2 separate regions of the Homo sapiens genome follow, and region 2 is linked to region 1. A link is a contact called in ENCODE Hi-C or POLR2A ChIA-PET data. All regions are on one chromosome and are shown on one strand. The core of a region is the stretch at or near the end of the contact, and the rest is flanking DNA. Distances in the headings are between cores, read along the strand shown.

Region 1 (2,700 bases), core at 153-2,652:
AAAACATGCCCATGCCCCCACACACTCCATTTTCACATGCAGTCACTCACCCAGCAGCATTGCCACAATTGTCGTGAATGTACCGAGCACCCACTACAAACCTGGCTATGGGTTAAGTCCTTCTCCAACTTCGTCTCATTTAATTCTCACTCCTAAGCAAAAGAGATTATCCCCATTTTAAAGATGGAAAACCAAGACTCAGAAGGTCAAATAGTGGCTCACATTTATAATCCCAGCACTTTGGATCGGGAGATCACTTAGGGGTGGGAGGATCACTTGAGCCCAGGAGTTTGATACCAGCCTGGGCAACATAGTGAGAACCTATCTCTACAAATAATAAGAAAATCAGAAAAATTAGCCAGGCATGGTGGCATGTGCCTATAGTCCCAGCTCCTTGGGAGGCTGAGGTGGGAGGATCACTTGAACCTGGGAGGTCAAAGCTGTAGTGACCCATGATTGCACCACTGTCCTCCAGCCTAGGAGACCCTGTCTCAAAAAAAAAAAAAAAAAGAAGTGAAACTTGCCCAATGTCACGTGACTGTCAAGGAGCTGAACTGAGCTTTGAACCCAGGTCTGTATTATCCCAAAGCTTGTCCTCTTAAGTCACATTGCTTCCCTAACACAAACCAACAACCAAACCAAAGCAAGGCCAATCTCTTCTCACAAGGCTCTGGTAACCAACCCATCTGGAAAGGCAGAGTTATGAAGACAGAGCCACAGTTCATTCCCATCCCAGGTGCACATGTGCTGGTCTCCAGTTCAGGCCAGTGTGGAACCCTGGGCAGGTCCCCTTTCAGGAATGCCTCCTCCTCATCTCCTCCTGCCAAACCCTATTCAATAGTACGAGTACAGTTCAAATGTCTCCAGCGCTGCGAAGCCTCTCTGGTCCCTGAGAAAGAACTCAGCACTCCCTGCATCGTGCTTGCTCCAGGTCTCCATGCTGGCACGCACTGCGTTGTTCTCCAGCTAACTGTTTATGTGTCTGCTTCCCCTAGCAGACTGAGTCCCATGGGGCTGGAGGCAGTGTGTGATTTGTCTGTGCCTCCATTCCAGCCATGAGCACAGGTCCTGGCACCTCCAAGATGCTCAATTGCTCATTAGACGCTGTGGCTACATTGCTTATGGCCTTGAGGGTCCCTACACCTGCACTGGCAGGGTTTATGGTGGTCACACAGTTGAGAATATTCACTGCCGATCTCATCCGTCCACTCCAAGCTGAGTAACACACCCGTTAATCAGCAGGCGAGGAGAACATCTGTGGCTCCTTCAGAAAGTAATAGCTTCCCGGAAGCGGAGCAGCATATAATAGGCCCTGTACCGCTCGCTGTGCTCCCAAGTGGAGCTCGGCCAGCAGACTGCCTTGCATTTACCCCAGCAGACTTTCTACCCTTTGTTGGGGGATTTCATCAGAGAAACTGGCTCCCCGCCCAACCCTGCCTGACACGCACAGTGGGAAGGCCTAGAAACCTTCTAGCCCTGGTCCTGCCTCAGCTGGCTGAGTGAGTGGCTGAGTGACGGCAGGCACACTCCCTCTCTGGGCCTCAGTTTATTTATCTGCAAAACAAAGAAATAATTACCCTACTATAGCTGCTTGATAAGACTCAGATTAAAAAAAGGAATGAGAGAATAAAACAGAGAAGGCACTTTGGAAATATAAAACTGATTCAAAAGCAAGATGCGGGACCAGGTGTTCCCTAAACGCAGACTTTTGAATGAGGTTGGAAGGGGAAGACCCTCTTTACTCCTGTGGCTTAAAATAACTTATCAGACTCATGGACAAGTGTTCTGTCCTTTCTGGGCCTCAGTTTAGTCATTTGTCAAACAAGAGGTTGAATGGAATCAGTGTTTTCCAAACTTCATAATTTGTGTATCACTGCCAACATGTTCTTGCCATTTCTACAAATCACCCGAACCATGTTTATTTAAAAATTTTCTTTAAATTGGCTCTTTCTAACATTTAAATATCTGTACAAACATCATTCTAAGCAATTTAAGCCATGACATCACAGTTTGATGTCCTAGCTACCTTTTTTCCTAAAACACATTAAATAAATATACGACAATTAGGCCGGGCATGGTGGCTCACACCTGTAATCCCAGCACTTTGGGAGGCCAAGGCGGGTGGATCATCTGAGGTCAAGAGTTCGAGACCAGCCTGGCCAACATGGTGAAACCCCGTCTCTACTAAAAATATAAAAATTAGCCAGGTGTTGTGGCGTGCGCCTGTAATCCCAGCTACTCAGGAGGCTGAGGCAGGAGAGTTGCTTGAACCCGGGAAGCAAAGGCTGCAGTGAGTCAAGACTGTGCCACTGTACTCCAGCCTGGGAGACAGAGTGAGACTCTGTCTCAAAATAAAAAATAAAAAAAACATGACTCCACTTTCATCTTCTATAAAATGAGAGTGACGATGCCAGCATTGTCCACCCAAAAAGGAGAGAACACAGCAAGGAAAGACCTAGAGTTTATCTGGTCCTACTATTCACACTGAGTTTGCTGAGAATGAACACGTGCACACACACACACGCATGCACGCACTCATATATATGTACATGTACATATATGTATGGGTACACATATGTATGTGTACATATATATATACACACACACACACATTTACACCCAGCATTTACAATTACACCCAACCATGTTTATTCAGGCCCTGCTGGGACTATCTTGTGTACTACTGGTAGTCTATGTCCA
Region 2 (2,700 bases), core at 137-2,636, 3.7 Mb before region 1:
CTCAGGAGTGTTCTAGACAAGCCTGGGCAGAATGGTGAAACCACCATCTCTACAAAAAAAAAAAAAGAAAAAAAATTATCCAGGCATGGTAGCGTGCACCTGTCATCCCAGCTACTTGGGAGGCTTAGGTGGGAGGATCGCTTGAACCCAGGAGGTTGAGGCTGCAGTGATCTTAGATCGCACCACTGCACTACAGCCTGGGTGACAGAATGATAACCTATCAAAAAAAAAAAAAGGAAATCTCTATTAAAATAATTAGCAATTTTACTGAAAGAGGCATGAAAAATATATTATGGAATAAATATATAATTTATGAAGTATGTGTCTTTGTCCAAACATTGTATTACTACTTTGTGCAAACATCACTGATCCATCAAGAGAATACCTAGACATGTGCAGGAGTAATAAAATTCCATCAGCTCTGATATTTTGCCAACTTTCAGTCATATAGAAAGCGTAGCTGTACATATGTCTTTCATTTTCGTAATTCTGAACCTGTATTTGTGAAAATAAGAGGGGAACATATTTAACAAATTGTAATTTGATTTGTATCTTTTAAATGTTTAGATGCACAGTATGTCGATTTCCATTTCTTATTTTGCGCTGGGCCCAACAAATGTTGGGGTGGGCCTGGCCCTAACATCCTCGACCCTCAGAACCTCAGCTTCCTTTTCCGGAAAAAGAGAACACTCCTGAGTTCACAGAACTGGGATGAACTGGGCACCTGGTGCATAATGGGTTCTGAGTAAATACGGCTAAGTTCCCTCACTCTCCTAAGGAGGAATCCGTGTTCAAGGAGTGTTTAAGGGGTTTTTATTTTATTCTTCCTTTCTTTTTAAGGCTGCAAGGGAGACGAATGTGTCTGAGGCTCAGGGGTAAGAAAGTGGTTAAAGACACCGAAGACAGAGATGTGTGATGGGGCGGGGTGGGATTGGCTCCGAGGGACTGGCTCGATAGTGGGAATAGAGAAGAGGAATCCCCATCCACCCCCGCAGGAAACGCACCAGCGTTTGGAGGTGTGTGTGCCTGCGTGTGCCTGCGTTTGCCTGTGTGTGCCTGTGTGTGCGGTGGGGATTAGCCCCGACTCCGGCAGACACCATCACGCATGACGAAGCTGCTTCCCCTCACGCGGCCCAAGGCGCACACGCGCGATCCACGGCCACGCCCGCACACACTCGACACACACAGGGCATTCGAGGGTCCGGTTGCCATGGCGAGCAGGAGCGCGTGAGCCCAGCCGCCCCCCCCGCCCCCGGCGAGCCCAGTCAACTCCCACTCTGATTGGCGGCTGCTTCCTCATTATGCAAATCATTTGCGTAGACTCGGCGGCCAGCTGCCTGACGTCACCAAGCACGGGGGCTGGGGCTCGGGGCTCGGCTCTGGGAGAGCTCGGGCGGGAGCCCAGAGAGAGCCGCACGGGGACCTCAAGCCAGACCCCAGCGTTCAGCCGCCACCTCGGCCCGGGCCCGCCCCGCCCCGGCCCCGCCCCTTTCCTGCCCGCCCCACCCCCTCTACGCCCCTCCACCCGGACCCCGCCCCCTGGGCAGCCCCCCGCCCTCTCCGCCCGGGCTCCGCCCCCTCCCCCTGGCCCTCGCCACCGGTCCAGGGAGGGGACGGCGGGACAGGCGGGACCAGTGGGACCGGCGGGAGGGCTGACAGGGCGGGGACATGGCCGCGGCGCCGGGAGGGTCAGCGCAGCCCGCTGGCCCCGGCCCGCGCCTGGGTTTCAGCACCGCGGACAGCGGCGTCGGCATGAGCGGGCTAAACCCCGGTCCCGCCGTACCCATGAAGGACCACGACGCCATCAAGCTCTTCGTGGGGCAGATCCCGCGGGGCTTGGACGAGCAGGACCTCAAGCCGCTGTTCGAGGAGTTCGGCCGCATCTACGAGCTGACGGTGCTGAAGGACCGGCTCACCGGCCTCCACAAAGGTGCGCGGGGTCAGCCCAGCCCAGCCCAGCCCCAATCCGATTAGAGTGTGGCCCGACCCCAGCCCAGCCCCAGCCCTAGCCCTGCCGAGAGCCAGTCCAACACCAGTCCAATATCAGCCCCACCTCAGCCCAGCCCCCTTCCCAGATCACAGAATTTTCTCTCTGACATCCTCCCTCTGATTATCACTGTGGTCCCCTAACATGTTCTCCACTCTAACCTCCAAATTCCTGGCCTCCACCTCTCACATCCCAGCAGTCCCTGCCTTTCAATTGGACCTTTCCACCACCTCTCCCATCAGACCTAAAATTCTGGAATTTGAAAACTTATTCCACCTTCTAGATCTCGAATACCCTCAATTTCCCAAACCCTGAGCCCAAACACTCCTGAATCCTCCATCTGGTGGCACCTCACTCAGGCCTAACCACCCACATGCATATCTTGGACTTGCACCCCTCCTCTGGCCTCCTAGTCCGGCCATCCCCCTCAAGAGCCTTCTTTTGACTCTCAGACTGCCAACCTAAAACACCGCAGACCCAAACCCTCCCCTTCTTCAGAACCCAGACCTGTCTAACACAAAATCCAATTCAATTCCCAGGAGGCTCTCAGTTCCAGACACCCCCTCATGTTCAACAACAGCCCCAATCTCTCCTGCCCTTCGCCAGAATCCCAATGCACTCTACCTCTTTTGATTTCAGTTCAGAACCCTGACCTCAGCTGGGAACTCCTGCCACCCTGTGTCCCTTTCTTCTTGGATTTCTCTCAGCTAAAT

What was found. A loop is a pair of places that touch in the nucleus more often than their neighbours do. ChIA-PET counts read pairs that join two places held with the same protein, here RNA polymerase II (POLR2A).
Region 2: a map of posterior vena cava shows a loop between it and region 1 (16-fold over the local background). The contact joins the promoter of CELF6 here to the enhancer-like site in region 1. A Hi-C loop is called at or near these places in 1 of 168 maps with a recorded cell type or tissue (posterior vena cava). POLR2A ChIA-PET finds 5 or more read pairs at or near these places in 1 of 52 experiments (AG04450).

The regions. Positions count from the first base shown.
Region 1 is chr15:68,619,578-68,622,277 of GRCh38, reverse strand. The region is part of intron 1 of CORO2B (coronin 2B); the gene reads right to left. Among named protein-coding and RNA genes, the nearest start is that of CORO2B, 42 kb to the right of the region's middle. Within about 2 kb of position 1,402, at least 18 of the 41 ENCODE cell types and tissues checked have a DNase peak (open chromatin) inside an H3K27ac peak, as active enhancers do.
Region 2 is chr15:72,318,843-72,321,542 of GRCh38, reverse strand. It overlaps CELF6 (CUGBP Elav-like family member 6), which reads left to right and starts at 1,386. Exons shown (of 13, transcript NM_052840.5): 1 at 1,386-1,930. The coding sequence starts at 1,669. RefSeq lists silencers at 1,250-1,299, 1,360-1,699.